Regions from separate parts of the Homo sapiens genome. Here all the other regions are linked to region 2. A link is a loop called in an ENCODE intact Hi-C map of the cell type or tissue named here. Cell type or tissue: GM12878. All regions are shown on one strand. Links, peaks and the distances in the headings refer to the core of each region. The heading gives the core; the rest is flanking DNA.

What was found. Peaks named below come from ENCODE experiments on the same cell type or tissue, not always from the same donor. Only the 100,000 strongest peaks of a DNase experiment are listed, where the experiment ranks them.
Region 1: a loop joins it to region 2, with 2.4 times the contacts of the local background. A loop is called at or near these places in 2 of 110 quality-filtered maps.
Region 3: it touches region 2 in a loop (3-fold over the local background); 6 of 110 quality-filtered maps call a loop at or near these places.

What each region holds. Positions count from the first base shown.
Region 1 is chr5:97,351,540-97,362,252 of GRCh38, reverse strand. No RefSeq gene overlaps it. Among named protein-coding and RNA genes, the nearest start is that of LINC01340, 150 kb to the left of the region's middle. In GM12878, for the core only: a CTCF peak has its summit at 6,571; DNase peaks (open chromatin) are centred at 6,312 and 6,679; H3K4me3 peaks cover 3,008 bases; H3K27ac peaks cover 2,278 bases.
Region 2 is chr5:97,544,075-97,554,787 of GRCh38, reverse strand. The region is part of intron 2 of LINC01340 (long intergenic non-protein coding RNA 1340); the gene reads right to left. Among named protein-coding and RNA genes, the nearest start is that of LINC01340, 45 kb to the right of the region's middle. In GM12878, for the core only: no CTCF peak of the experiment used is centred there; DNase peaks (open chromatin) are centred at 6,255 and 6,587; H3K27ac peaks cover 342 bases.
Region 3 is chr5:98,822,640-98,833,352 of GRCh38, reverse strand. No RefSeq gene overlaps it. Among named protein-coding and RNA genes, the nearest start is that of RGMB, 54 kb to the right of the region's middle. In GM12878, for the core only: a CTCF peak has its summit at 5,995 (motif pointing right); no DNase peak of the experiment used is centred there.

The sequences.
Region 1 (10,713 bases), core at 1,867-9,866, 190 kb after region 2:
AAAGATGCCATCTAGCACTTTTATAGCTGGAGAAGTCAGCCTGGCTCCAAAGATTCAAAGAACAGGCTGATTTTCTTGTTAAGGGCTAATGCAGCTGGTGACCTGAGATCGAATCCCATGATCATTTACCATTTCAAAAATCCTAGGGCCCTTAAGAATTATGCTAAATCTACTCTGCCTACTCTATAAATGAAACAAGAAAGCCTGAGAGACAGCACATCTATTTACATAATTGTTTACTGAATATTTTAAGCCCACTTTTGAGACCTATTGCTGAGACCAAAAAAAAAAAAAAATCTCTTCAAAATGTTACTGTTTATCGACAAAGCATGCATGGTCACACAAGAGTTCTGGTAGAGATGTAGAAGGAGATTAATGTTATTTTTTTTAATTTATTTATTATTATTATACTTTAAGTTCCATGGTACATGTGCACAATGTGCAGGTTTGTTACATAGGTATATATGTGCCATGTTTGTTTGCTGCACCTATCAACTCATCATTTACATTAGGTATTTCTCCTAATGCTATCCCTCCCCCAGCCTTCCACCCCTGCCAGGCCCCGGTGTGTGATGTTCCCCTCCTTGTGTCCAAGTGATCTCATTGTTCAACTCCCACCTATGAGTGAGAATATGCGGTGTTTGGTTTTCGCTTCTTGTGTTTCTTTGCTGAGAATGATGGTTTCAAGTTTCATCCATGTCCCTGTAAAGGACATGAACTCATCCTTTTTTATGGCTGCATAGTATTCCAAGGTATATATGTACCACATTTTCTTTATCCAGTCTATCATTGATGGGCATTTGGGTTGGTTCCAAGACTTTGCTATTGTGAACAGTGCCGCAATAAACATACGTGTGCATGTGTCTTTATAGTAGAATGATTTATAATCCTTTGGGTATATACCCAGTAATGGGATTGCTGGATCAAATGGTATTTCTAGTTCTAGATCCTTGAGGAGTCGCCACACTGTCTTCCACAATGGTTGAACTAATTTACACTCCCACCAACAGTGTAAAAGCGTTCCTATTTCTCCACATCCTCTCCAGCATCTGTTGTTTCCTGACTTTTTAATAATTGCCATTCTAACTGGCATGAGATGGTATCTCATTTTGTTTTGATTTGCATTTCTCTAATGACCAGTGATAATGAGCATTTTTTCATAAGCTTCTTGGTTGCATAAATGTCTTCTTTTGAGAAGTGTCTGTTCATATCCTTCGCCCACTTTTTGATGGGGTTGTTTTTTTCTTGTAAATTTGTTTAGAAATAGTTCTTTGTGGATTCTGGATATTAGCTCTTTGTCAGATGGATAGATTGCAAGATTTTCTCCCATTCTGTAGGTTGTGAGATTAATGTGTTTATGTCCACTAACACAACATCCATTTTGTAGCCAATGGAACAAGAAGTGATTTTGACTTTCACATCTTATTATTTAAGAAATACATCTTGCAAGGCTGTGGGTGCCATGCATAGTGAGTCCTTTGTTGGATCTTGGCAATGTAACTTGAAAACCTTCTGGAAAGGATTTACCATTCTAGAAAATAATAATAATATTTGTGATTCCTGAGAAGAGGTCAAATATTAACATTAATAGAAGTTTGGAAGAAGTTGATTCTAATGTTCATGGATGACTTTGAGGAGTTTAAGGTTTCAGCGGAAAGAGTAATTGCAGATGTGGTGGAGATAGAATGAGAACTAGAATTAAAAATGGGCCCGAAGATATGACTGAATTGCTGCAAGCTTATAATAACACTAACCTATGAAGAGTTGTTTCTTACAGATGAGCAAGGAAAGTAGTTTCTTGAGAGGGGAACTTCTTCTGGTGAAGATTCTGTAAACATAGGATTTAGAATACTACGTAAACTTAGTTGATAAAACAGTGGCAGGGTTTGAGAGGACTGACTCTAATCTTGAAAGAAGTTCTACTGTGGGTAAAATGCTATCAAACATTGTAAGCTACAGAGAAATCTCTCATGAAAGGAAGAGTCAAGTGATGCAGCAAACTTTATTGTTGTCTTAAAAAATTGCCGCAGGCACCCCAACCTTCAACAACTACCACCCTTATCAGCCAGCAGCCATCAACATTGAGGCAAGACCCTCTATCAACAAAAAGACCATGACTTATTGAATGTTCAGATGATTGTTAGTGTTTTTTTTTAGCAATACAGTATGCTTTAATTAAGGTATCATTGTCTTAGACATAATGCTATTTCACAGTTAATATACTACAGTATAGTGTAAACATAACTTTTAAATGCACTAGGAAACAAAATAATTTCTGTGACTTGCTTTATTGCAACATTCATTTAATTATGGTGGTCTGAAACCAAACTTGAACTATCTTCAAAGTCTGTATAAATGAAGCCTAGAAGGATACCATCCAAGCAGTTAATAGTGGTAGACAACAGATTCAAATTTGTACACTTGTGCACTATTTGAACCATTTAAGTAAGCATATATCACTTCTCTAATAAAAAACAATTTTTCATTGGGTAGATCTGTCCAATATCTTGCTACCCACCTAATTATTAGTAAATGCTTTGTGATGTAATTATCTGGGAGGCAGAGCAAGATGGCAGGATAGATGACTCCACTGATCATATCTCCTGCAAGTACATCAACTTAACAACTATCTACCCAGAAAAAAATAAAAAACACCTTCATAAGAACTAAAAACCAGGTGAGCCCTCATAGTACCTGGTTTTAACTACACATCACTGAAAGAGGTACTGAAGAGATAGAAAAAAAGTCTTGAATCACCAGTGCCACCCCACCCCTATCACCCCAGCATTGGCAGCATGTTGAGAAGAGCATCTCTGGGTGCTGAGGGAGGGAGAACACAGCAATTGTGAGCCACTGAACTCAGTGCTGTCCTGGTAGAGCAAAAAGCAAAACCAGACCAAATTCAGCTGATGCCCAACCACAGAGGGAGCATTTAAACAAGCCCTAGCCAAAGGGGAATTACCAATCCCAAAGGTCAAAACTTGAATTCCCACAAACCTCACCACTAAGGGCCAAAGTGCTCTGAGTCTCTAAGTAAACGTGAAAGGCAATCTAGGACATAAGGACTGCAACCCTTAGGCAAGTTCTAGTGTTGAACCAGGCTAAGAGACAATGGAACACACAACCTACTGAGATAGCTGGAGCAGCTAAGGAAATGCTGGCATCACCCTTCCCCTTACCACAGGCTGCACAGCTCCTGACTCCAAAAGAGACCCCTTCCTTACGCTTGAAGAAAGAACAGGAAAGAGAGGGGAAGACCTTGTCTTGCATCTTGAGTACCAGCTCAGCCACAGCAGAATAGGGCACTGCTCAGTCATGAGGCCTTAATTCCTAGGCTCTAGCTCCCAGACAACATTTCTAGACACAACCTGGCCCAGAATAGAACCTATTACCTTGAAAAGAATAAACTATTCTTGGCACCATTTATCACCTGCTAACTGAAGAGCCCTTGGGCCCTGAACGACAAGCAGCAATACCCAGGAAGTACATTGAAGGCCTTGGGTGAGCTTCTGAGATTCACTGGCTTCAGGTGAGATCCAGCATGTTACTGGCTGTGGTGGCTATAGGGTGAAACTCCTTCTGCTTGAGAAAAGCAGAAGAAAAAGTACAGCGGAATTTGCCTTGCACTTTTATGTACCAGCATGGCCACAGGAGGATAGAGAATACCAAGTGGGCTCTTGGGGTCCCTGATTCCAGGTCTTGACTCTTGTCAAGTATCTCAGGACCTGCCCTGGCCCAGAGGGGAGCCCACTGCCCTAAAGGGTGAGTCCCAGGTCAGGCAGCATTCATCACATGCTTATTTAAGAATTATTGGACCTTAAGCGAACATCAGCAGCAGTCAGGCAGAACTCCTCATGGCCTGTGGTGGCCGTGACTATGAGGTGAAGCTTCTCTGACTTTGGAAAGGGGAGGAAAGAGTGGAAAGGACTGTATCTTGTGGTTTGAGTGTCAGCTCAGCCACAGTACAAGAGTACACCCCATAGACTTCTAAGGTTTGTGACTCTAGTCCCTGAATCCCAGACAGAAACTGTGGATTCACTCGGGGCCTGAGAGAACTTGCCACCCTGAAGGGAAGGACACAGGCTTAGCTGGCTTTGCCACCTGCTGATTGTAGAGCCCCAGGGCCTTGAGCAAACATAGGCAGTAACCAGGGAGTGGTTACAGCAGGCCTTAGATGAAACCCAGTGCTGTAATGGCTTCAGGTCTGATCTGGTGCAGTCATAGTGGCGGTGGCCACAGGGGTACTTGTGGCACTCCACCCCTAGCTGTAGGTGGCTCAGAAGAGAGAGAGACTCTGTTTGTTTACTAGAAAGTAAAGGAAGAAAACAAGAGTCTCCAAGGGGTAATGAGAAAATTCTCCCAGATCTTGCCCAAGACTATCAAGGTGGTACATCAGTGAGTCTACAATAACCACAGCGTTATTGGGCTTGGGGTGCTCCCTGAAGCAAATGCAGGTTAGATCACAAAACCCAAGTCCTTGAAAATATCTAGCAAGCATTCCCAAGAAGGACAGGTATAGACAAGCCCAGATAGTGAAGACTACAATAAATACCAAACTCTTCAATGTTAAGCCACTGAAGAAAATCTGCTAACATTAACACCATCCAGGAAAACATGACCTGACCAAATGAACTAAATAAGACACCAGGAACCAATCCTGGAAAAAGAGATGTGTGACCTTTCAGACAGAGAATTCAAAATGGCTGTCTTGAGGGAACCTCAAAGGAATTCAAGAGAAAACAGAGAAGGGATTCAGAATTCTATCAGATAAATTTAACACAGATGAAAATAATTAAAAAGGATCAAGCAGAAAGTATGAAGCAGAAAAATGCAACTGTCATACTGAAGAATGCATCAGAGTCTTTTATTAGTGGAATTGATCAAGCAGAAGAAAGAGTTAGTGAGCTTCAAGGCAAGCTATTTGAAAATTCACAGAAGAGACAAAAGAAAAAATTAAAAAAAAAGAAGCATGCTTTAAAGATATAGAAAATAGCCTCTATAAAAATAGCCTCAACAGGAGAATGGCGTGAACCTGGGAGGCAGAGCTTGCAGTGAGCCGAGATCATGCCACTGGACTCCAGCCTGGGTGAAAGAGCGAGACTCCGTCTCACCAAAAAAAAAAAAAAAAAAGCCTCAAAAGGGCAAATTTGAGATCTGACCTTAAAGAAGAAGTAGAGAAAAAGAAGTAGACAGTTTATTCAAAGGAATAAAAACAGAAAACTTCCCAATCCTACTGAAAGATGGCGGTATTTGAATACAAGAAGGTTATATGAACACAAGCAGACTTAATCCAAAAAGATGACCTCAAGGCATTTAATAATCAAACTCCCAAAGATCAAAGAAAGGATTCTAAAAGCAGCAAGAGAAAAGAAATAACATACAATGGAGCTCCAATACGTCTGGCACCAGACTTTTCAATGGAAAGCCAGGAGAGAGTGGCAAGACATATTTAAAGTGCTAAGGGGGGCGGGGGGAAAACTTTACCCTAGAATAAATATCTGGTGAAAATATCCTTCAAACATGAAGTAGACAAACAAAAGCTGAGGGATTTCATCAACACCAGATCTGTCCCACAAGAAATGGTAAAAGGAATAATTCAATCAGAGAAAAATAAGAATGTTAATTAGTAATAAGTAATCACCTGAATGTAAAAAACTCGCTGGTAATAGTAAGTACACAGAAAAATGCAGCACAGTGTAACACTGCAACTGTGATGTGTAAACTACTCTTAGATACAAAGACTAAAAATAGAATCAATCAAAAATAATAACTACAGCAACTTTTCAGGACACAGAAAGTATAATAAGATGCTGATAAAATCAACACAAAGTTTAAAAGTTGGGGGGATGGAGGGCGAAGTAAAGGTGTAGAGTTTTTATTTTACATACACTGACTCCAGGCTTCCCAGTGAAAGTGACAGCAACTCCAGCAAGGCAGGAGGTTGGACCTCTGTACATACCCCTTTGAAGGGGACTGAATCCAGGGAGCTGAGCAGTGACTGTCTCTGGGCCCTACTTCCACAGCACTACACAGGATAAGACCCACTGGCCTGGAATTCCAGCCAGCCACCAGAAATAGCATTGCACCTACCTGGGACAGAGTTCCTGTGGGGAGGAATGGGCTGCCATCTTTTCTGTTTGGGAGACTCAGCTGTTCCAGTCTTAGGGCTTTTGAGAGTCCAAACTGGCCAAGGGCAGAAGGAATCCCCCAGCACAGCACAGCTACTCTACCAAAACATGGCCAGACAGCTTCTTCACGTGGGTCTCCAATCTGTACCTCCTCGCTGGGTGGGACTTTCCAACTAGGGCCTCAAGCCACCCTCACCAGTGTTCTCAGGCCGATAGAGATTTGAATACACCCTGAGAGGAAGTTCCCAAAGGGAGGGGCAAGCCACTATCTTTGCTGGCTGGGTGACTTAGACATTCGAGCCTGTGGGCTTTGGAAATCTCAAGCTGACTGGGGCAGAAGTGGTCCCCCAGCACAGCAGAGCTGCTCTATGAAAGGCATGGCCAGACTGCTTCTTTAGATAGCTTTACCAATTATGTGTCTCCTAACTGGGCAGAACCTCCCAAACAGGTCCTCCAGCCACCCCTGCTGGTGTTCTCTATCTGACAGACATTTGAATTCTCCCAGGGATGGAGTTCTCAGGAAGAGGGGTGGCTGACACCTTTGCTGTTTGTGTGACTGAGCCATTTCAGTCTGTGGGCTTTGCAGAGTCCAAACCAACCAGGGTCAAAGGAGATACCCCAGCACAGCACAGCTGCTCTAACAAAATGTGGCCAGACTGCTTCTTTGAATAGGTCCTCAATCCTGTTCCTCCTGACTAGATATGACTTCCTAACAGGGGTCTCCAGCCACTTCTACAGGTGCTTTCAGCCAGCAACACCCCCATACCTCTCTGGGCTGGAGGTCCCAGAGGAAGGAGCAGGCTGCCTTCTTTGCTGTTTTGCAGGCTTCACTGATGATACCTCTGGGTGCTGAAAAAATCCAAGGCAACTAGAGATTGGAGCAGACCCCCAGCAGACCACAGCAGCCCTATGGAAAAGTAGCCAGACCATTAAAAGAAATAGAAAACAAAAATCCAAAGGTCAGCAGCCTCAAAGATTGAAGGTAGATAAGCCCAAAAAGATGAGAAAGAATCAGCGCAAGAACACTCAAAATTCAAAAAGCCAGAGTGCCCTCTTTCCTCCAATTACTGTATCACCTCACTAGCAAGGATTCAAAACTGGGCTGAGGCTGAGATGGCTGAAATGACAGAAGTCGAACTCAGAAAATGGATAAAAACAAACTTCACTGACCTTAAGAAGCACCTTGTAACCCAATGCAATGAAGCTAAAAATCATGATAAAACATTATATGAGCTGACAAACAAAATACAGTATAGAGAAGAATGTAACTGAGCTGACAGAGCTAAAAAAAAAATAAAAGAATTTCATAATGCAATCACAAGTATTAATAGCAGAATAGACCAAGTGGAGAAAAGAATCTTAGAGCTTGAAGACTGTCTTTCTGAAGAAGACAGACAGACAAGAATAGAGAAAAATGAAATGAAAAGAAATGGTCAAAACCTCTGAGAAATATGGGATTATGTAAAGAGACTGAATCCATGACTGATTAGTGTACCTGAAAGAGATAGGGAGAATGGAAAGTTGGAAAATATATTTCAGGATATCGTCCATGAGAAATTCCCCAACTTAGCTAGGCAGGCCAACCTTCAAATTCAGGAAATGCCCAGAACCCCAGTTACATTACTCCACAAGAAGATCATTTCCAAGACACATCATCCTCAGAATTTCCAGTGTCAAAATGAGAAAAAAAAAATGTTAAGGGCAGTTAGAGTGAGAGGCCAGGACACGTACAAAGGGAAGCCCATTGGACTGCCAGCAGTCCTCTCAGTGGAAACCCTACAAGCCAGAAGAGACTGGGGGCTAATATTCAAAATTCTTAAAGAAAAGAAATTCCAATCCAGAATTTCATATCTGGCCAAACCAAGCTTCATAAACAAAAAAGAAATGAGAGCTTTTTCAGACAAGCAAATGCTGAGGGAAATCGTTAGCACCAGACCTGCCTTACAAGAGTTCCTAAAGGAAGAACTAAATATGGAAAGGAAAGATCATTACCAGCCACTACAAAAACATGCTGAAGTACACAGACCACTGACACTATAAAGCAACCACGTAAACAAGTCTGCAAAATAGCAAGCTAACATGACACGATCAAATCTACACATATCAATACTAACCTTAAATGTAAATAGGCTAAATGCCCCAATTAAAAGACATGGAGTGGCAAGCTAGTTAAAGAATCAAGACCCATTGTTATGCTGTCTACAAGAGACTCATCTCACATGCAGTGACACACATAGGCTCAAAATAAAGTGATGGAGGAAAATCTACCAAGAAAATTGAAAACAGAAAAATGCAGGGGTTGCAGTCCTAGTTTCTGACAAAACAGATGTTAAGCCACAAAGATCAAAAAAGACAAAGAAGGGCATTCATTACATAATGGCAAAGGGTTCAATTCAACAAGAAGACCTAACCATGAGCACCCAGATTCATAAAGCAATTTGTTAGACAACTTCAAAGAGACTTAGACTCCCATACAATAATAGTGGGAGACTTTAACACTCCAATGACAATATTAGACAGATTATCAAGACAGAAAAGTAACAAAGATATTTAGAACCTGAATTCAGTTCTGGGTCAAATGTACATGATAGATATCTACGAATTCTCTACCCCAAAACAACAGAACATACATTCTTCTCATCAGCACATGGTACTGCTCTAAAATCAATCACATAATCAGAAGTAAAACCCTCCTCAGCAAATGCAAAAGAATTGAAATCATAACAGTTCCTCGGACCACAGTATGATCAAATTAGAACTCAAGACTAAGAAATTCACTCAAAACCATACAATTGCATGGAAATTGAATAACCTGCTCCTGAGTGGCTTTTGCATAAATAATAAAATTACGACAAAAATTAAGAAGTTCTTTGGAACCAGTGAGAACAAAAATGCAACATACAAGAATTTCTGTGACACAGCTAAAGCAGTGTTAAGAGGAAAATTTTTAGCACTAAGTGCCCACATCAAAAAGTTAGAAAGATCTCAAGTTAATAACCTAACATCACAACTAAAAGAACTAGAGAGCCAAGAGAAAACAAATTCAAAAACTAACAGAAGACAAGAAATGACCAAAATCAGGCTGAACTGAAGGAGATAGAGACACACACACACACACAAAAAAAAAAAAAATTCAAAAAATGAGCAAGTCCAGGGGCTGTTTTATTTGGAAAAAATAAAAACTAATAAAATAGATAGACTGCTAACTAGACTAATACAGAAGAAAGAATGTTCAAATACAAAAAATCAGAAATTATAAGACAGATATTACTATTGACCACACAAAAATACAAATAAACATTAGAGAATATTATAAACACCACTATGCAAATAAACTAGAAAATCTAGAAAACATGAATAAATTCCTGGACACATTCACCCTCCAAAGGCTGAATCAGGAAGAAATTAAATCCTTGAATGGACCAATAATGAGTTGTGAAATTGAAGCAGTGGTAAATCGCTTACCAAAAACAACAACAACAAAAAAAAAAAAAAAAAAAAAAGCTCAGAACAAGATGGATTTACAACTGGATTTTACCAGATGTACAAAAAAGAGCTGGTACCATTTCTGCTGAGACTGTTCCCAAGAATTGAAAAGGAGGGACTCCTCTCTAGCTCACTCTATGAGGCCAGCATCAACCTGGTACCAAAACCTGGCAGAGATACAACAAAAACAGAAAACTTTAGGCAAATATTCTTGAGGAACATTGATGCAAAAATCCTCAAAAACTACTGGCAAACAGAATCCAGCAACACATCAAAAGCATATCCACATAATCAAGTAGGCTTCATCCCCAGGATGCAAGGTTGATTCAACCTACACAAATCAATAAATGTGATTCATCACATAAGCAGAACTAAAGAAAAAAGACGCATGATTATCTCAATAGATGCAGAATAGGCCTTCAATAAAATTCAACATCACTTCAGGTTAAAAACTCTCAATAAAGTGATATTGAAGGAAGAAACATACCTCAAAGTGATAAGAGCCATCTATGACAAACCCACAGCCTCCATTATACTGACTGGGCAAAAGCTGGAAGCATTCACCTTGAAAATCAACACAAGACAAGAATGGCCTCTCTCAACACTCCTTTTCAACATAATATTGGAAGTTCTGGCCAGAACAATCAGGCAAGAGAAAGGAATAAAGGGCATCAAATAGTAAGACAGGAAGTCAAACTATCCCTGTTTCAGATGACATAACCCTATATCTAGAAAATCCCATTTTCTCAGCCTAAAGCCTTCTTAAGCTGATAAGCAATTTCAGAAAGTCTCAGAATACAGAATCGATGGGCAAAAATTGCTAGCATTCCTATGCATCAACAGCAGTGAAGCCAAGAGTCAAATCCTGAATGAACTCCCATTCATAATTGCCACAAAAATAATAAAATATCTAGGAGTACAGCTAACTAGGGAGATGAAAGCTCTCTACATGAATTACAAACCACTGCTCAAAGAAATCAGAGAGGACACATACAAATGAAAAATCATTTCATGCTCATAGATAGGAAGAATCAATATTGTGAAAATGGCCATACTGTCCAAAGCAATTTATAGATTCAATGCTATTCCCATTAAGCTG
Region 2 (10,713 bases), core at 1,807-9,806:
CTCTGAAGCTTTTAGTAGCTTCACAGACTAAAAGCTTGGCTCAGTTGACTTAAAAAAAAAATAGGTCTTGGCTATCTGAAGGTTCCACACTCAGTGCTCAATTAGCACTTTTTACAGATTTCTATTGTTTGTGTATTTATTGGTTTACCTGTCTGACAAGAAGCCCCACCAGACTACGAACTTCACAAGAGTAAGTGCTGTATGTTAGTTTTTACCCCACCAGATATAGCACACGGTCTCATATGATAACCCAGCAATTCAATTTAATTCACTTAATTAAAGTGTAGAGTTGTACAATAAACAGATTATGACATTACAATCAGAAGCAAATCTCTTATGGAACAGAGAATCTGAGTGCACTTTCACTTAAAAAATTAACCCACCCTGACCCAAATGACACTTTACCTATTGCAAGCTGCTGGCGCATCTGTTCACTTACACACAGTTTATGAATGCTGCCTTCCAGTTGTTGCTGCCTCATTCCTATACAACTTTATAACAGTTTTTAAAATCTGATTCTGTAACATGTTAGGAAATAAATCAGGCAAGAAACTGACAATCAAAATCCTTTTGGGGTTTGAGGAAAATGACTCAGCATGCAAAACTCTCCACAGAAGTTTACTGTATCCTTAAAATTTAGCTTAAAACACTGCTACCTACAATGCACTCATATTCATCACATTAATAGATTTGACACTGAGGCCTAACAAAAGCAAAAATATTCAGAAGGTAGTTTGGGAACAAACATTATTTCACAATACATTATTTCACAATGTAGGTCCAATAAAGATGAATGGGACATTTTAAATAAAGAGATATTTGCAAATGAAGTAATTGCTTGATGGAGTCCTATACCTGATGAAATGACTAGAGGAAAAATCTGAACTTGAAGAAATTCACAAACCAGGCAGTTAGCTCCGAGATGATTTGGAATGCACTGCATATGCATGGCCTTATTTACATACAGCATTCTACCAGCTGCAAATACAAGATGTGGATCTATAATATGTACCCATCTACTGTATCCACATATACAATATCTGATGTAATGAAATGGAAACTTCTGATTCCTTCACTGTCATAATCAACACATTTATATTCATGCTTCTTCTTTTTATTCATCCCAAGTGCTAAGTCACCAGGAGGTACTAGGCAATACTTTTAATATCCTAAGTCTTGTTTTTCCCTGTAAAATGGAGATAAAGCCCATTTCGTTATCAAGTCTAAATATCCTGCTGATCAGCAATAAAAAAGAGAAAAATATGCCAAATTGAACATTTTTCTTTTTTAATTTCAAGAATCAGATAAAAAATGAGCAGCACCTTGGATGTCAAAAATAGGCTAGCAAGAATGCATGTTGAAAGTTGATTTGACCAGATAATTTAAATTGGAATGTCTAATTCGCAAAATATGAATTTAAAGAAATAAACATGGTCACATTTTTCTTTCTGAGAAACAAAAAACAGCATATGCTACAACTTTGTTTTCAACAAATAAGGGAATAGTGTCTCATATGTGTATGTGTAAATATCACTATTTACACATATACACATATTGAGGGTAACATAGAATATATAGGAATTTGTTTTAGAGAGAGTTTACAGGACAAATGTCAGTGGATAATTTTAAGCACAATGTCAACAGTGCTCTATTTTTCTTCCTGCTAAAAATGTCATAATGAAACAGTGAAAATCACTTTTTCTCCCTAATTAAAGGCCACATGCTGCCTCTGTAGTAATCACAGATCTCATTAGTGCCCACTGAGAGTTATGGTATCACTCACATTAAACAGACACTTTATATCAATAATCCCATGTGTTTCATGTGTTTGCATCTTTTGGTTGTTGCAAATAAATTCATTGATTGAAATCTGATTTGTAGAAATTTGTGTTAGCATTTGGAATGTGAAATCATTTTTTTTTTCCCTGAGAGATGTGGGATAGGGACAGGATAAAATGTGTATTAGGCAATGATGAGCTTCAGTAAGATAATAATACATGTCTTATTTTTGATATGTGATTTAATACCTTTTCTATAGACAATTCACCACAAGAAACTCAGTGTGATGTTAACGCATTTACAGATCTGATGCTGTATCTGTACTATCCTTTCTCCATTAATAATCACCCCATCCCATAAAAGAGAAGATAATCAAAGATTTAAAAAAAAAAAAGCACATATTGATCACCTGTTCTGTACCTGGCAGTTAAGTTGTTAATTTTATGTCATACTTATGCTAGCAAAGTTAAGTGGAGAGTGGCAGCCATCGTCCACAGGAGTCATATTTTAAATAATTTGCCCAAATTTTAATCCACTGTCTTTTTTCTTCTTAGAGATGAGCTCTCTTTATGTTACTCAGGCTGGAGTGCAGTGGCTATTCACAGGTGAGATCCTGGTGCACTACAGCCTGGAACCCCTGCACTCAAGTGATCCTCCTGCCTCAGCGTCCCATCTCAAACTCTCTTTGGGTGCTAATGAGATCTGGGACTCAGGGGCACTCATCCACACCTGGCTTGTCCACTGTCTTAAGCAAATATACTCCAATACACACATTTTAACCTGAAGATTCTCAGAAGCACATTCTGAACATATTTTAAATGCCTTTTAGAGTAAATGGAATGATAAATTCATGTATCAGACTTTTACATTAAACTGTAAGCCCCTAGAAGGTAGGAATTGCATCTTACTCAATTTAGCATTTTTGAAAGTATTTATCACTATGGTTTTCTTTCCTTTACATTGAGTGAATAAATGCTATATATGGTAATTGCTAAATAAATATTTATTGAAGTAAAGAATATTTTACCGTATGTGGCAAACAGACGCTAGAGTGACCTCCAATGATTCCCATCTCTTGTTCATACCTTTGTGTCCAATCCCCTCCCACTGAGTGCAAATAGGACCTGTGACCTGCGAGTTGCTTTTTTTGTTGTTGTTTTCTTTTTTTCTTTTTTGGAGACGAAGTCTCAGTTCCACTCTGTGGCCCAGGCTGGAGTGCAGTGGCATGATCTCAGCTCACTGCCACCTCTCAGGCTCAAGTGATTCTCCTGCTTCAGCCTCCAGAGTAGCTGGGATTACAGGCGTATGCCACCACCCCCAGCTAATTTTTGTATTTTTATTAGAGACAGGGTTTCACCATGTTGGCCAGGTTGGTCTCAAACTCCTGACCTCAAGTGATCTGCCTGCCTCAGCCTCCCAAAGTGCTGGAATTATAGGCATCAGCCACCGTGTCCAGCCTGCTCCTAATCAATAGAATATGGCAAAGGTGACGACATGTCACTCCCATGAGTAGTTTATATTTTATAAGACTCTGTCTTAACAGTCTGAAGGGAGAGACTCTCCTTGCTGATATGATGAGTTAAACAGCTGTATTGGAGAAATCCATACAACAAGGAACCATGGGCAGCCTATAGGACCTGGGTGGACTCCAGCTCTCAGTCAGCAAAATGCCAGCCTGCTTCATATGTGGCCACCAAACATATATTTTAGGAATGTAAAAAACAGCTTAAGACTTAACAAAATATCTTGCTGTACAGCAAAATTATTCTTGACATTTCTTTAAAAATAAAATAGTGAATCACAGACTTTTTAGAATTTAGGGTCCAGAGGTTGCAAACACATGCTCCCAAAGACCAGACAAGAAATATAAACAATCAAAGCAGTCCAGGATTAGAAAAGCATAGTAGAGCAAGCGCTGTATAAATGGCAATTGCCATTCATTCTCATTGTTAGGGACGTGATAGAAACTGCAAGACTGTGGCAAGGTAGAGAGCATAAGCCTCACCTAAACACTGCAGCTACTTCCTGCCTTCAAATGATCATTGCTCCCACTATCACTAGATCTTTTATCATTCATTTTGAAAAAATAAAAAACATGAATTATTATGGGGAAAAATCACCTGCTGTCTAACATTGAAAAACTAATTATTATAAGGTGTTCAGTCCTGACTTGGTCATGAAGGGCTAGTCACATAAGACACGCACTCTGATTTGACTCAAGCCCTCATGTTAGAGCTGAGGAAATAAAGATTCAATAAGGGTAAGTTACCTGTAAAAGGCCCTACAATTAGGAAATAGAAGACTTGGTAATTATAAATCCAGTTCATGCACCTGGAAACTATAATAAGTCATTAGAAATTAAGAATTCACAGGCAATCCTTTTTGAGTATAAATTATTAATCCGTGGCAATTGACTAAAACAAGGTACAGAGAGTTTTTTCATGGAAATGGCATGCTTGTGGGTTTAAAGAAGCCTCATTTGTTTATTTGGACGTTCAAAAGACAAAAGCAAAATAAATGCAAAATTCATTCAGTGTAAGTATGACAAATAACTATTTACCAGTCACATGCAATGCTAACAGTGCTTTAAATATTCATATGCTTCAGAGTGAGGCTGTCAGCTTTATCCTTTGTCTGAGTCACACTGCCTTCCACTAACAGAGAGTGAATGTCAAACCACAGCTGGGCTTCTTGGGATACAGGCAATTAAGGGATTCACAATAGAGGTGTTTCTCCTCTAGGTTCTCAGGAGTGATGGAGCAAAAGAAATCCAGCATCCCATCTTCCTGTGCAGAGCCACCCAACCTTTCACTCAGCTGTAGTTTTGGTCTTTCACTCAGCTGTTTCTGTGGTTTATGACTTAGTGGCATATAACTCAGATTTCAGATCTGATCATTTCAGTAATAATTGGCCAGATGTGAAAGTGTGGATAATCAATAGTATTATTGTATCCTGGGTGGTCAACAGGTAACAGGTACACAAATTCATATGATTTACAACTCAGGCAAACTGGCAGATACACTCAGGGTGCCTAATAGTGTAGATTTTTAAAAAGGAAGAAATATCAGTAGCAGTTTTTTTCTTAGGAAGATCCAATGGATTTTTAGATTTGCATTATATCACTGTGCTTATTCAACATACTATTAAGAACACTCAAAATTTAGCTGAGCCATTATTTATACCAATTAAAAGAGGAGCAAAATAGCCTAAATTTGTAACTGAAAAAGATTTGAATTTGGCTTTGGGGAACATTAAGGAATTTTTCCCTCATCATGTTTACTAAATACCTGTTGTAGGGATGACTCACTAAGTAGCTCTAGAGGGAAAGAAAAGGCATTGGGAAAGTAGCCAAATGTATCTTAATTTGATAGATTGAATCCCTGCCATTCATTTTTAAAAGATTGGTTACGGACTCGTCCTTTGAAGAAACCCTCTGTTTCATCCACGTTTCTGGCTCCTAACAGAGAATCCTCCCTGCGCTTCCCCCTCACCAAAAGAAAACAATTTGGAAAAATTATCTTCCTTTTCATATTATAAAGTTTATTAAAGTAGTGTGTACCTGGGCTCAAAACAAACAAACGAAAAACAACTTAGTACAGAAAGGTTTATTTTGAAAAGCAATTAATAACTATTTGTAACATTTTTTCTGTCCCCTATTTGTTCTGGCAAAAGAGAAACGCTTTAATTCTGCTAATTGTTCCCGTTTCAGTTGTAATGTTGATAATCTTTAAATTTTAAAAGAAAATCTTATGCATTATTTCCAGATTTATTAACTGTCATATATCATTTATTGACTTTTTGCTATGATAAATGAGGATAAAACTGACTCTCTAGAAGCACTACCCTGGTTCATAATTGAGTAGGAGTGGTCAATCCTCATTCTATTTTTCAAAACTAAGAAAAAAAAGTTAAACTAGTAGCATGCTTTTCTTCACAGGATGTCTTTTAAATCATTGCCAAGGACACTGCTACTTTAGGCATCAGTGAACTGGAATTCTATAGAGGTATTAGAATGTTGAAACCAAAGAATATGATTGAAGATATGGGTTGGTGAGTCAATTACAACTATAATCTTCTGCTCCCTTCTGTTTCTCCTACCTTGAACCCCAAGCAACCTTCTCCAGGAAATCTTTTAATGATTCTCTTATCTATCACTTTCAATGATGCATTTTACTCATAGACTTTCATGATATCTATAGTTTCTTGACTTCTTACTTTCTCATTTGAGTTTCAGCTTCACTCTTGTCTCCTAAATGAAGCTAAACACTTCTAATCATTCTCCTTAAGGGTTAACTTGCCCCTGCCTCATTACAGAACTATTTAGTTACCAAGAACCAAATTACTGTCTTTCTACTATAACCTCATGTCATTTCTATCCACACATTTAGAATTGATGTGGTGGAAAGCACTATCCACCAGGAACCCACAAGCTGACTTCCACTTCTTGATTTGAATGTGTGGCTTGGGACACATCTAGAAAAACAAAGGGATGAAGTAAATGAACCCTCAGCTCTGACCATCTGCCTACTTGGTGCAGGCACAGTGGTTAGCCTCCTTTGGCTTTCCAAAGGGCCGACACTTTGTCAATATGCACCACTATGGCCACACTAGTTGTTAAGGGCAACTTCTGTTCTGATTGGTCAGTACCCAGTCAGAATAATCTATTCTCCCAACCAATATTTATTGGGTTCCTACCAGCAGCAAGGTATCTACTAGACCCTGAATATTTATTGGATAAAATATATATTCTAAGTCAAAGTGTCTCTGCTAGTAATGTAATGTGTGACTTTGGCCCAACCACTTAACATGCCTGGGTTTCAGTTTCCTCATTTGCAAAACAGGAAATGTTCAAAGTCTGTTTTTCTCAAGTGATTTATGAGTCAGTAATGATTACACTCAAATTGGTAGAATTCACTTTTTAAAGTTACAAGTAAAGGAAATAGGTCATATTTTTACAAAAGCAATATGTTAGTTTTTAATTATAAAGAAAAGTAAAGCCAATTACCAGGGGAAAAATCAGTGCAGCCATTTTCTCCCTGAATAAATGTCTAATTATCTACAACATCTCATTTTCCAGTTTCTAGCCATATTTATATATTCAGTTGTTATTGGAATTTTCACCTTGAGAAGATATCCTGATTTGACAGAGCAAAATATAAAATATGATCTTGAAGATAAATAAATCCATTGAACTCTGCCAACCACAATCCCACTCTGTTCAAAGCTGCAGTCGGGTTCTAATTCCTCAGCAAAGAGATGAGCCTGTGCTCTGTGCCAGGCTGTGTGAACCATGTGACACAACAAAATGTGTAAGAAATTATCTCCACCTTCAAATAGTTTAAGATGCAGTAATGTGACAAGCACAAAACGTAACATGACTGTAAACAGACATGGCCTGGTGAGTCCCTAACATGTCATGACATTTCAAGAGCAAGCACTGTGTGGTTTCACAGAAAAGGGCTGCCAAAGAAGATGGGATGTAAATCTCACTGATTAAAAAAAATCAGTAGCTAACACACACAGAGACACAACATATATGCATAACACCTATGCAGATGTGTTTATGTGTGTGTGTATATATAGTGAGAGTGAAAAATGAGAACCCATTCTTATCATTAGATTTAAAGAGAACACATACATGAAGTACTTAGAACAACGCTTAGCATATAGTAAGGGCCCTAAAAGGATGAGCTGTTAGGTCATAGGAACACTGACATTTGAGAAGGCCAGAACACCCATGAGAGTCACAAATGATCACTGAACATCCTTCACACCCCCAAGCCCCAAATTTCTGACCCCTCTCTCCTGACAGGTTTGCCAGCAGAACCCAACTAGATGGACCGGTTCCTCTGGAACCTGTGGTGGGCATGCCACCCAGGTAGGCCAATCAAAGGGCCTCATCTGCTTGGCTATTTTGGTTGATCTACCAAGAGGCACGTAACACTGGTGGCATCAGATTTCTTATCTGGATTTTTCTCAAACCTGCCACTGCCCTATTCCTGCCAACCATGCAAAAATACCAATTTATTCCATGGAAAGAGAAAAAAGATTAACTAGGAGGAGAGATCTCATTACCTGACAGGAGATAATGTCTTTGAAAAAATTAAACAAGCACCAGAGAACAGAATAACTAGGGATTTGTAGCCTTTAAAATATTTTAGCCTCTAGAGATACCTATAATTGTGCTTTTAGCATGAAATCTATGAAATAAATTTTGAGATTTATGGATATTTATTTTTCCTATGAAAATTTTCTTGGAATCATAATGGTGTAGTTTCTGCACTATGTCTTTTAAAAGCTAGTTGCAGGTGGGATCTCTCTCTCATTATGTGAAAGGCTAGCATTTGCTCAATTTAAATGTGTGTATTCTTTGCAATCTTTCCCTAACAAGTTTCTTTATAGCACATCTCTTGAAAAAGTGCAGTATTACTTGTTAGAAAATAAAACTTTTATCCTTTTTAAAAAGCATTAATATATGAAGTTAATAATCTTGATTGTAAAAAAGAACTTTCTGAAAGGAAATGACACTTTTACAATCTTGAGTTGATAATAGGACAAAAGAATGACTTCATGTATAAGAAAGACAGAGAGAGAAGTGTTCGAATGTTCTACAGAACAAAGACCTCAGAAATACAAATCTCAAAGCCATTCAAGAAATAATTAAGCAAGTTACACATGAATATGCTGTGCTATGAAAATGCTGAATTAAATATCTGTAGTGTATCCCCACCCAACTGCAGGTAAAGACTGCTACTTCCTTTTCTAAAGAAGTATCCTCTATAAGAAAGCTTTCAGCCAACAGTAATAGTCCTTTGTGTAACTGCAGATGTTCAGCAATAGGCATTATTGAGTCGGCAGGGAAGCTGCTCACCAGATTTTAGAAGGAGATGACTATTATAATAAAAATCTGTCAGTCCTGCAGTCACAATTTCAATTCAGCCCTGACCCATAAGCAGGAAATCCATCTGCAGTGTCTCAGTTCCCCTCTGGCTTATCTTCAGCCTTGGATGCTTTTGCATACTCTCCTCTGCTGCTTCCATTAACCAATTAGGTGCTGAGGCAGAAGCAATCTTAACCTTGACAGCCCCTTTATACTTGGTCTCTATTTTTCACTGCTTTGTGGCACAGTCACACTGGCATTCTATGTTATTAATAATGTATATTTTATTAGGTGATTTTTATTAGCAATTATCTGTCATTTGATAAGCCTATTTATTAGCTTTTGCAGCCATGTAACTAACCCAAGCAGGACTTTCAGAGGAGAAAATAAAGACAAAGGAAGACAAAGGCACTAAAAGAATGAAAGATAGATATGGGAGTACACTCTTGAATTAGGAGTTTGCTGACTAGACTAAAAAAAAAAAAAAAAAAAAAAGCATATTGAAAGATTGTGGGCAGACTTACTCTTATAGGATGGGACCTTGCTGTTGTAGGGTACTGCTATAGGGATTACTGATGAGATTGATTCAGAAGTGAGAATATCAAAAGTGAGCTGAAGAAACCAGTAGTAATCAACAGCTAGCTACCAGGAAAAAAACAAAACATCTAAATCCTACTTTCAAGACTTTACAGGTACTTTTCAGCCCTCATCAGTTAAAACTCTGTGCCCTAGTCTCCAGGGAAAAGCAAGGATAATGATGTTTATAATGTTCTAAGTCCTCATCAAAACACAGTCAGATGGCTTTGTACTGAATGCCTTTCAGCCTGTGAAAATCTGGGGAGCTGGCCTGAGGCTTTATCGCTAAATCTGAGAAGGTGCTGCTTTTCCATATTTCCCTCCCAGCATCTCTGAATTTGTAAAAGTCACCCACCCTCCGTTTCTCCATCTGCACATCAGAGGAATCACAGTATCCACCAACCTAATTTGTGGGGATATATGAGTTTCTAATGAGACAATATTTATATAGAACTTTGAGCTTCTAGGGGGATCTGCTCTATAAATACTAACTATTCTCAGGGTAATATTAGCACAGTTAATTGGATAAAATGTGGGCATTTATAGTTAGATAACAAGAAAAATAGTCCTTCAGCAAAAGAGAAAATGGCTGCTGGGGGATTACCCCTGGAATTATTCATCTGTCCTCCTTCTCCTGTTTCTGTTTAGTATGAATGGCGAGAGTGGGGAGTGTGGAAAAACAGATGCGACTCAGAGGTGAGACACTAGACCGCGGGAGCACATTTACATCTGGGTGTGTATTTGGGATTTGACCTCTCAACAAAGAAAAGGACACATGAGGCTTCTTGTTTAGATTTAAAATATAAACAAATAAACACGGAGGGAGAAACACTTAGTGGTGTGGCTCTTTCACTTTTTGAATTAAATTATGTTTTCTTAAGGAGACATGCTGTATGTTAAAGGCAGAAATGGAGAGTGGGAAAAGGAAGAAAATAAAGGGACAGGTAAACCATGTGCACAACAAAGAAAAGCAAAAGTTAGTGGTTTATAGCAGTAAGTAACGCCTACTCAACACTTGACAGTTAATCAACATGCTGATTTCATTTATTCCACGAAACGATCTTGGAAGTGAGTGTTATTAGATCACCCTCTGTCTCAGCTCTGGCTGCAATAACAAAGTACCAAAGATTGGGTGGCTTAAACAACAGAAATGTATTTCCTCACAGTTGTAAAGGCTGAAAGTCCAAGATCAAGGTGTCAATAGGGTTAATCTTTTTTCTGAGGTTTTTCTCCTGGGTGTATAGATTTATGTCTTTTTCCTCTGTCTTCACATGGTCTTCCCTCTGTGACTATGTGTGTCCTAATCTCCTCTTCATATAAGGAAACCAGTCATATTGGAGTAGGTCCCACCTTAACAACCCCACTTAATCTTAATTATATTTTTAAAGCCCCTATCCCCAAAAACAGCAACATTGTGAGGTACTAGGGATTAGGTCTTCAACATAGGAATTTGGGATGGTAGAGAGGACATAGTCCAT
Region 3 (10,713 bases), core at 1,237-9,236, 1.3 Mb before region 2:
TTTTATTTTTGTAGAGATAGTGTCCTGCTATGTTTCCCAGGCTGGTCTCAAACTCCTGGGCTCAAGTGATCCTCTGACCTTAGCCTCCCGAAGTGCAGAGATAACAAGCATGAGCCACCTCAACCAGTCCCTTTTCTATTTTAGTTCTAGCCACTGAAGCTATAAAATGTCAATATGAATAGTCAAATTATTTAAGGAAGTGGTTTAAATTTTAACTATGTTACCAATATTAATTTGTATTTATTTGTATTTATAATGCACTATATTATAATAAATAGTATTAATTTAAAATATGCTAGTCTTTTCTTTTTGAGACGGAGTCTTGCTCTGTCACCCAGGCTGGAGTGCAGTGGCGCAATCTCTGCTCACTACAAGCTCCGCCTCCTGGGTTCACGCCATTCTCCTGCCTCAGCCTCCTGAGTAGCTGGTAGTACAGGCGCCCGCCACTATGCCCAGCTAATTTTCTTTTGTAGTTTTAGCAGAGACGGGGTTTCACCGTGTTAGCCAGGATGGTCTGGATCTCCTGACCTCTTGATCCGCCCGCCTCGGCCTCCCAAAGTGCTGGGATTACAGGCGTGAGCCACCATGCCCGGCTGCTAATCTTTTAATTAAAAACTTTTTGTGTGTGTGGAGATGGAGGTCTCACTGTCTTGCCCAGGCTGGTCTTGACCTTTTGGCCTAAAGTGATCCTTGCATCTCAGTCTCAGGATTACAGGCCTGAACTACCATGTCCGGCCCCTAATCATTTTTCATTTTTCCAGTGAATCCTTTTCTATTTAATTTATTTTGAGTGAATTTGTATTATTTACTACCAAGTCATCAAGGTATCACCAGTATATCATTTTCACATACCACATTTAAAAAAAATTTAAGTGGTCAACTGTCAAAAGCTGCTAAGGAGTTAGTTAAAATAAGAGCAGGGAAGGTTTCAATGAATGTAGTATCACAGAATTAATTTCTGATCTTGACAAGAGAAGTCTCAGCTGAGTGGAAGAAAATTATTCCAAATGAATACTACTGAGGGAAGCATGTGAGGTGAGGAAATAGAAAGTGATACTATAGGCAACTCTTCCAAGAAATTTAATTTAGACAACATTTTCAATAAATTTAAAAACACATTTATTTTCAATAGAGACAGGAGTCTTACTATGTTGCCCAGGCTGATCTGGAACCCCTGGCCTCAAGCGGTCTTCCCACCTCAGCCTTCCAAAGTATTGAGATTACAGGTGTGAGCCACTGGACCCCGCCCCAAGAAGTTTAATGGTGAGGAGAAACAGAGAAATAGGTCATTAGCTTCAAGATCATGTGAAGTTAAGAAGGATTTCGAGGAATGAGGTGGGGGTGGGGATTGTTTTCAAGAGAAGCAGATACTTGAGGATATTTTCGGGGGATGAAAATGATCCAGTAGAGAGGGAAAAATGACAGTAGATAGTTCTGATTTTAGTTATTTAAGGAACACACAGAAGAGCAGATAATTGCAAGGATGAAGCCTTTGATAAAAGTTACAGGGGTCAAGTGTCAGAGCAGTCAGGGAGGAGCAATCATATGGGTATGATTGCTCAAAGTCTGGTTGTTTTAGGGGCTGGATATTTTTTCCCAATACCAACCCAGCTCATTACCTGAGAAAAGGAGAAGGGAGGAAGTTCAATGGAAATATTTATGTCAGAAAATGGGAAAGAAAACCCTTAGGAAGATGGCACTATCGTGACCAAATAAGTAGAAATGACTAAGCTACTAAAAGAGACTCCTTAAGATTATATTCTGTATCCTCTAAATGGACAGAGCTACTTATCTTTCAAACATATAAAGTAGCAATAACGACAATTGGTTGCTATTATTGAGCATCTTACTTATGTGCTTTTTTAATTTTACAAGGCAACTGTAAGGCTAGAATTTTTTTTTTTTTTTTTTTTTTTTGAGATGGAGTCTCGTTCTGTCACCCAGGCTGGAGTGCAGGGGCGCAATCTCGGCTCACTGGAAGCTCTGCCTCCTGGGTTCACGCCATACTCCTGCCTCAGCCTCCCAAGTAGCTGGGACTACAGCTAATTTTTTGTATTATTAGTAGAGATGGGGTTTCACTGTGTTAGCCAGGATGGTCTCAATCTCCTGACCTCGTGATTCACCCACCTCGGCCTCTCAAAGTGCTGGGATTAGAGGCATGAGCCACCATGCCTGGCCAAGGCTAGAATTTTTAAATTACTTATTAGTTTATTTTATTTTTAAAAAACATTTATTTTAAGTTCAGGGGTACATGTGCAGGTTTCTTACATAGGTAAACTTGTGTCATGGGGGTTTGTTGTACAGATTATTTCATCACCCAGGTATTAAGCTTAGTACCCATTAGTTATTTTTCCTGATCCTCTCCCTCCTCCCACCCTCCACCCTCTGCTAGGCCCCAGTTTCTGTTGTTCTCCTCTATATGTCCATGTGTCCTCATCATTTAGCCTCCACTTACAAATTAGAACATGCAGTATTTGGTTTTCTGTTCAGGGATTCAAGTTCTTCCTGATTCAGTCTTGGGAGGGTGTATATGTCCAGGAATTTATCAATTTCTTCCAGATTTTCTAGTTTATGTGCATAGAGGTGTTCATAATATTCTCTGATGGTTATTTGTATTTCTGTGGGGTCCAGTGGTAATATCCCTTTATCATTCTGATTGTGTTTATTTGAATTTTCTCTCATTTCTTCTTTATTAGTCTAGCTAGTGGTATATTTTATTATTTTTTTCAGAAGACCAGCTCCTGGATTTGTTGGTCTGTTGAATGGTTTTTGGTGTCTCTATTTCCTTTAGTTCAGCTCTGATTTTGTTATTTCTTATATTCTGTTAGCATTGGGATTTGTTTGCTCTTGGTTCTCTATTTCTTTTAGTTGGGATGTTAGGTTGTTAAATTGAGATCTTCCTAATTTTTGATGTGGGCACTTAGTGCTATACATTTCCATCTTAACACTGCCTTAGCTGTGTCCCAGGGATTCTGGTACATTGTGTCTTTGTTTTCATTCATTTCAAATCACTTCTTGAGTTCTGCCTTAGTTTCATTATTTACCCAAAAGTCATTTAGGAGCAGGTTATTTAATTTCCATGTAGTTATATGGTTTTGAGTGAATTTCTTAGTCTTGACGTCTAATTTGATTGTGCTGTGGTCTGAGAGAGTGGTTGTTGTAATATCAATTCTTTTGCATTTGCTGAGCAAAGTTTTGTATTTGATTATATAATCAGTTTTAGAGTATGTTCCATGTGGTGGTGAGACGAATGTATATTTTGTTGCTTTTGGGTGGAGAGCTCTGTAGGTATCTATCAGGTCCATTTGATCCAGTGCTGAGTTCAGGTCCTGAATATCTTTGCTAATTTTCTGCCTCAATGATCTGACTAACATTGTCAGTAGGATGTTAAAGTCTCCCACTGTTATCGTTTGAGAGTCTAAATCTCTTTGGAGATCTCTAAAAACTTGCTTTATGAATCTGGGTGTTCCTATGTTGGGTGTATATATATTTAGGATAGACAGGTCTTCTTGTTGAATTCATCACTTACCATTATGTAATGCCCTTCTTTGTCTTTTTTGATCTTTGTTGGTTTAAAGTCTGTTTTGTCAGCAATTAGGATTGCAACTCCTACTTGCTTCTGTTTTTCATTTTTTTGGTAGATTTTTCTCCATTGCTTTATTTTGAGCCTATAGGTGTCATTGCATGCGAGATGAGTCCTTGAAGACAGCATACCAATGGTTTTTGTTTTTTTTTTTAATCCAGATTGCACTCTGTGCCTTTTCATTGGGGCATTTAGCTCATTTACATTCAGGTTTAGTATTGATATGTGTGGATTTGATCCCATCATCATGATGTTAGCTGGTTATTTTGTAGACTTGTTTATGTGGTTGTTTTATAGTGTCAGTGGCCTATAACACACTATGTGTGTTTTTGTAGTAGCTGATAATGATCTTTTCTTTCCATATTTAGTGTTTCCTTCAGGAGCTCTTGTAAGGCAGGTCTGGTGGTAACAAATTCCCTCAGCATTTGCTTGTCTGAAAGCAATCTTATTTCTCCTCTGCTTATGAAACTTACTTTGGCTGAATATGAAATTTTGGGTTGAAATTTCTTTTCTTTAAGAATGCTGAATATTGGCTTCCAATCTCTTCTGGCTTATAGAGTTTCTACTGAGAGGTCCTCTGTTAGTATGATGGGGTTCCCTTTGTAGGTGACCTAACCTTTCTTCCTAGCTGCCTTTAACATTTTTTCTTTCATTTCAACCTTGGAAAATCTGATGGTTATGTATCTTGGGGACGACCTTCTTGTGAATTATCTTACTGGAGTTTTCTGCATTTCCTGAATTTGAATGTTGGCCTTTCTGGCTGGGCTGGGAAAGTTTTCATGGATAGTGTCCTGATGTATGTTTTTCAAATTGGTTCCATTCTCCCCATCTCTTTCAGGTATACCTGTCATTCATAGATTTGTTCTCTTAACACAGTCCCATATTTCTCAAAGGTTTTGTTATTTTCTTTTCATTCTTTTTTCTCTATTCTTGTCTGCCTGTCTTATTTCAGAAAGATAGTCTTCAAGCTCTGAGATTCTTCCTTGGTCTATTCTACTATTAATACTTGTGATTGCATTATAAAATTCTTGTAGTGTGTTTTTTAACTCTATCAGGTTAGTAATATTCTTTTATATACTGGCTATTTTGTTTGTCAGCTCCTGTATTGTTTTACTGTGATTCTTAGCTTTCTTGGATTGGGTTTCAATGTACTCCTGCAGCTCAATGATCTTTGTTTTTATCCATATTCTGAATTCTATTTCTGTCATTTTAGCCATCTCAGCCTGGTTCAGAACTCCTCCTGGAGAGGTGGTATGATCATTTACAGGAAAGAAGGCACTCTGGCCTTTTGAGTTGTCAGAATTCCTGCGATGGTTCTTTCTCATCTTTGTGGTTGAATATTCCTTCAATCTTTTAAGTTGCTAACCTTTGGATTTTTTTTTCCTTTTATCCTATTCGATGATCTTGAGGGTTTGATTGTGATATAAGGTGGATTCAGCTGATTGGCTTCATTTCTGGAAGATTTTAGGAGAGTAATGCTCAGCTCTCAACTCCTAGACTGCATGCTTTAACTGAGGGGGACTTGTATTGAGGCTCAATGTTGTTCTCTGGCTCCTCAAGGTTAGAAATCCACTGTGCTGGGGGAGGGGGCCCACGGTGCTCCCAGACTGCTGGTCACTGCACTCTGATGGGTGGTCTCAGCCTAAGCATTTCATAGTGCAGTGGCAGCATGATTCATTCTCATTTGCATGTGCCAGAAGCAGCGCTGTGGGGTGTATGCTCCATCAGCTGTAGCAGGGTGCTAGTGGGTGCTGGGATGCCTGCGTCCATGAGGGCACACCACAGTGGCAGAGGCAACACACATGCTAGAATTTTAACCATTTTATTGTTGTGGAAATTGGCCTAAAGAAGTTAATTCTTCCAAGATCACAGCTAGTGATAGGCGGGGATAAAATTCAGATATATAGTCTTTCTCAAATTTCATCATCCCCTACTCATACCACTGAGCCATGCTTTCTCCGTAACGTGCATTCTTGTTACTGACAGTGTCAGACCATGGAGACCCTGGGGACAGTGATGGGTAAGGAGAAAAGATGTTATGGGGACACTTATACAAAGGCAAACCTCTACAGTTACACAGAGAACACAATGAACCTGTAGGTGCATTCAGTTAATTGAATGTCTTCATCGTGTCTCTGAATATGATGCAGACATTGTATTGTTTGGATCTCTCTGGAAAGCAAAAATCTTGCTTGGTTCACACCAAATCACAATTATTAAAAGCAGATAAGTTGTTTTTCTATGGTCCATTTTGTTCTCAAATCCTAGTTTTCAAAATCCTTTTACTATATCCAGATTTTGCAAAACTTGCTATTTGTTTAATGCAACAAAAGGAAATGAAATTCCTGTGTTTCCAAAATGCCACAGGTCCAAATTTGTATCTCATGTGTTTTTGACCATCTTAACCACCAGAGGGGAGTATGAGTCCACCTATTAAACTGAGCCGCAGATGGGTTTACTTTTAACAGGTGTTTGGTATGAAATGCTTGGTCTCAGACTTCCTAAAATAATTTCAAAAATTATGAATCCAATTTAACAGTTTAAGTTGATATCTAAAATTTTTCCAGATAAGACATAATTTTTGTATGTTATAATAAAGGATATAATTTCTAGTGCATTTTAAATATTGGAATTTGTGATGGTTAATATTGAGTGTTAACTTGATTGGCTTGAAGGATGCAAAGTGTTGTTCCTGGCTGTGTCTGTAAGGGTGGTGCCAGAGGAGATTAATATTTGAGTCAGTGGACTAGGAGAGGCAGACCTACCCTCAATCTGGGTGGGCACAATCTAATCAGCTGTCGGAGCAGCCAGAATAAAGCAGGCAGAAGTATATGGAAAGACTAGACTGGCTTAGCCTCCCAGCCTATATCTTTCTCCTGTGGTGCTGGATGCTTCCTTCTCTCGAACATTGGACTCCAAGTTCTTCAGCTTCGGGAGTTGGACTGATTTCCTTGCTCTTCAGCTTGCAGATGGCCTATTGTGGTACCTTGTGATCATATGAGTCAATACTCCTTAATAAACTTCCTTTTATATATACATCTATCCTATTAGTTCTGTCCCTCTAGAGAACCCTGACTAATATGGCATTTTAAAATAAAATAGTACATTTTTCATATATCTGAAGGAATCTAAATAACATAGCAGTTTGATACTCATCACTATCCATTAAAAAATTATATGGTGAGGTGTTGGGGAGGGACTTGTGCTTCCTGTGGGTGGTGCCCCTCTCCCAGCCCTGCCTAGACTCATCCTTGTATTCAATTAAATAAGTTGTTTTTTTAATTGATAGATAAGTTCTCTCTCTCTCTCTCTCTCTATATATATATGAATATTTATATATATATGAATATTTATATATAAACTATTTAAAATGTACTTTTAAAACATACTTTTACTATTAAAAGTAACTATTTAAAACTATTAACTATTTAAAACATACTTTTCTGTTTTTATTGAATTAATCATACACATAATATAAGGACAGAAATACCTCCACAAAACTTTTGTAAAAAAGAGCAGTCCCTTGCCTCCCCCAGCTCACCCCCAGCATTGTCTACTTCCCTTCTTAACTCTCTTGATTGATTCTTGTGGTTGTAACTGACTTAAATCTATATAAAAGGTATGTATTTCTACTTCTCACTATTACTGTTTTAGGCATTAACTATTAACTTTCTATTACGAAAGGATTTAGTTGAATTTTATCTCCAGCTTCCCCTCCCACGGCATCCCCCTGCCACATCTTTCCTGTATAGATATAACTTTAATAAGGACAATGTTCTGGCAGGCATGGTGGCTCATGCCTAATCCCAGGACTTTAGGATGCTGAGGCAGGAGGATCACTTGAACCCAGGAGTTGGAAACCAGCCTGGGCAACATGATGAGACCCCATCTCTACAAAAAATACAAAATGTAACTGGATGTGATTGCACGCACCTGTAGTCCCAGCTGCTAGGAAGACTGAGGTGGAAGGATAACTTGACCCTAGGAGGCGGAGGTTTCAGTAAGCTGAGATCATGCAACTACAGTCTAGCTTTGGAGACAGAGTGAGACTGTCTCAAAAAAAAAAAAGAGAGCAATGTTCAGTGTTTACATTATCATGACCATGTAAACAGTTTGTTGATGAACCAGGCAGTATTTTGTGGTTACTTTTTTTTTGCTAGCACAATATTTATCTTCCTTGGAATTTTTAAGTGTCTTGTTTGTCAATATACTTGTTTTTTTTAATGTACTTAATTTAGTCCCAAACTCTCCCTTAATTGTGTAAATCTTCAATTATGATGTTCAAACACATTAGATACTCTATCAATTTCATCTCTTTAAGAAGTTTCTTCCAAAACTTTCTAACCTTTCCCCTTCAGGACTGGTGGGCTTCTACCCTGGCGTGTAACCATAGCCTTGGGATTTTTCTTCATTCTGTAAATGGGGGTTCTCTTAGTCTCCCTCCTGTGTTGGATTCCCTGGTTCCTGGATCTCCTATTTTCCTCTTTGGTTTTTCTCTTATTTTATGGAGTGTATTCTCCAGTAGCATTCTAAGAAAGGATAAATAGGAATTAAGTTTTTGAGAATCTATTTCTAAAAATGTCTTTTTTTTCTAGTCTCCCACTTAATTGATAATTGGGAAGACTTTAAAATTCTAGGTTGGAAATAATTTTTCTTTTTTTCTAGTCAATGTGCAGTTTTCATGAAGGTAGTAGTGAGGTTCCATATCCAGGCAGTTTTTATCTTGATGATTATTTCAATTGAACTAGAACATTACATTTGTGCATTACTGAGAATGGGAGCAAGTATTTGATAACAATCAGTTTTCCATGTTTGTATTGAAAATGAACCTGAAGTTAAAGAGCGATTGCTCACTGAAAATGGCTTTAGTTACTTTCTTGGACACGGTGTGGATGAGTTATCACATTAAAATAACAACAGCCACCAAAGCAACCTATACAGTTGGATTGGGCACAGTGGCTCATGCCTATAATCCCAGCACTTTGGGAGGCCAAGACAAGAGGATTGCCTTAGCCCAAGAATTCGAGAACAGCCTGGGCAACATGGCAAGACAGAAATACTCTTTACAAAAATCTCTCTAAACAAAATTTTAAAATTAGGTGGGCCCGGTGGTGCATGTCTGTAGTCCCAGCTACTCGGGACACTGAGGCAGGAGGATTGCTTGAGTCCAGGAGTTCGAGGCTGCAGAAGGTATGATTGTGCTACTGCATTCCAGCCTGGGTGACAGAGCGAGACCCCAACTAAAAACAAAAAGGAACCTATAAGGTTGATTGCTTTGACACGTGAGGTTAAACTTGTAGGTTTCATGTAGTTCTGGAAAATTTCTTCATGTTCTGATTACGCATTTGTGGGGTTGGGTACTTAAAGTTTGTACAATAATATATCATTGATTTAATTCTCTGAAAAATGAAAAAATATTAGGTGCTTAAAAAGAGTAACACTCAGCAATGGAATAATTTGAGCCACAATTTTGTCTTCTGATGAAAATTTATATCTTATTTTCAACATATAAACTTGTGAGATTTTGGTCTTGAAGTGTTAGATTCTGGCTATTCACTAGAGTAACACAACATGAAACTAAAAATATAATCTTTCCTGGCATTTTCAGCATCATGATGAAGTGTTTTAATTTCATCTCTCCTTTCCAAAAGTCATGTGAGCAACTTTCCTTTCAAAATCTCGGTAACTGTAGTATGAAAAAGCATAGTTATTTACTTACTCATTATTTCTTCATATAACATGAAGAAAGGAGTTATAGTAATTACCACAACTTAATTATCTTAATAATTTTTACAATTTCACCTAGTCCTGAATCATTCATGGTCAGGCGTCATATTTTCTTCACAACTGTTTTCTGTGAATAAAGTAGTGCATACATTGGCATTAATGTATAACCTATTTTATTTGCAATTTACCTCTTTTCTTTCCTTCATATTCAATTGGAGCATATGAGTCACCCATTTGTATCCTATGTCAGGGGCTGGTAAACGTTTTTGGCAAAAAACCAGAGAGTTAATATTTTAGGCTTTGTAGGTCCTATGGCCTCAGTTGAAACTACTTGGCCATTGTAGCATGAAAGCAGCCATAGACAAGACATAAACAAACAAAGGTGCCTGTGTTTAAAAAATAGCATTGTATTTATGGATACTGAAGTATTAATTTCACAAAATTTTCATATATCAGGGAATATTGCTTTTTATTTTATTTTAAAAACGCTTTAAAAATATAAGTCTATTCTTAGCTGGAGGGCTAATAGGTGGTGGGCCAGATTTGATCTGTGGGCCATAGTTTGTCAACTCCTGGCCTATATTATGGCTCAAAAAGAAAACCAATTAACCAAGTCTGTTCTCATGTAGTCTAGGTTTTCAGTGATAAACGAAACAAATAAAAATCATCAAATGCTCACTTTATATGTATTACATATATGCCCAAATCTAAATCATACATTTACCATTGGTAGTAATTTAACAGTAAAGTGAATTATCTGCTAACACAAAGAAGAAAATTATTGCTCTAACACTTTTATACCATTTATATTATATCTAACAGTGTCATTTGAAAAATGAATTTTACCAGTAGCTTAATTTTTTTTATTTGTTCATTGGCAGGCAGATATGATTTTTTTTTGTTATGGTAGCCTGAACAGACTAAGACATTGATATATTTTAATATTTCTATGTTTCTAATTATATTTTTACAGTTCATGTAAGGCATTCAGAAAGAAAAGCCGGCATAAACATGAGAAGGAAACCACTCTTGTCAGAAAAATCCTCGGTGGGAGCAAAACTGGATTTTTGAAACTTGGGAAGATAAAATACCTATAAGTTTTAAAAAACAAGGCCCTCAGTGACACAGGTGACCTTGTACAGAACTCAGTGCAAGATTTCTAAGATGCAAAACGAGGCTAGAAAGAAGGCAAGTGACATCAGGGAGAAACTAACATTTCAGGTTATGGAGTTTAGTGAATAATATATATTTTTTCTTTTTTTAATTATTTCAATAGTTTTTGGGGAGCAGGTGCTGTCTGGTTACATAGATAAATTTTTTAGTGGTGATTTTTGAGATTTTGGTGCACCCATCATCCAAGCAATATACGCTGTACCTAATATGTAGTCTTATCCCTCATCCCC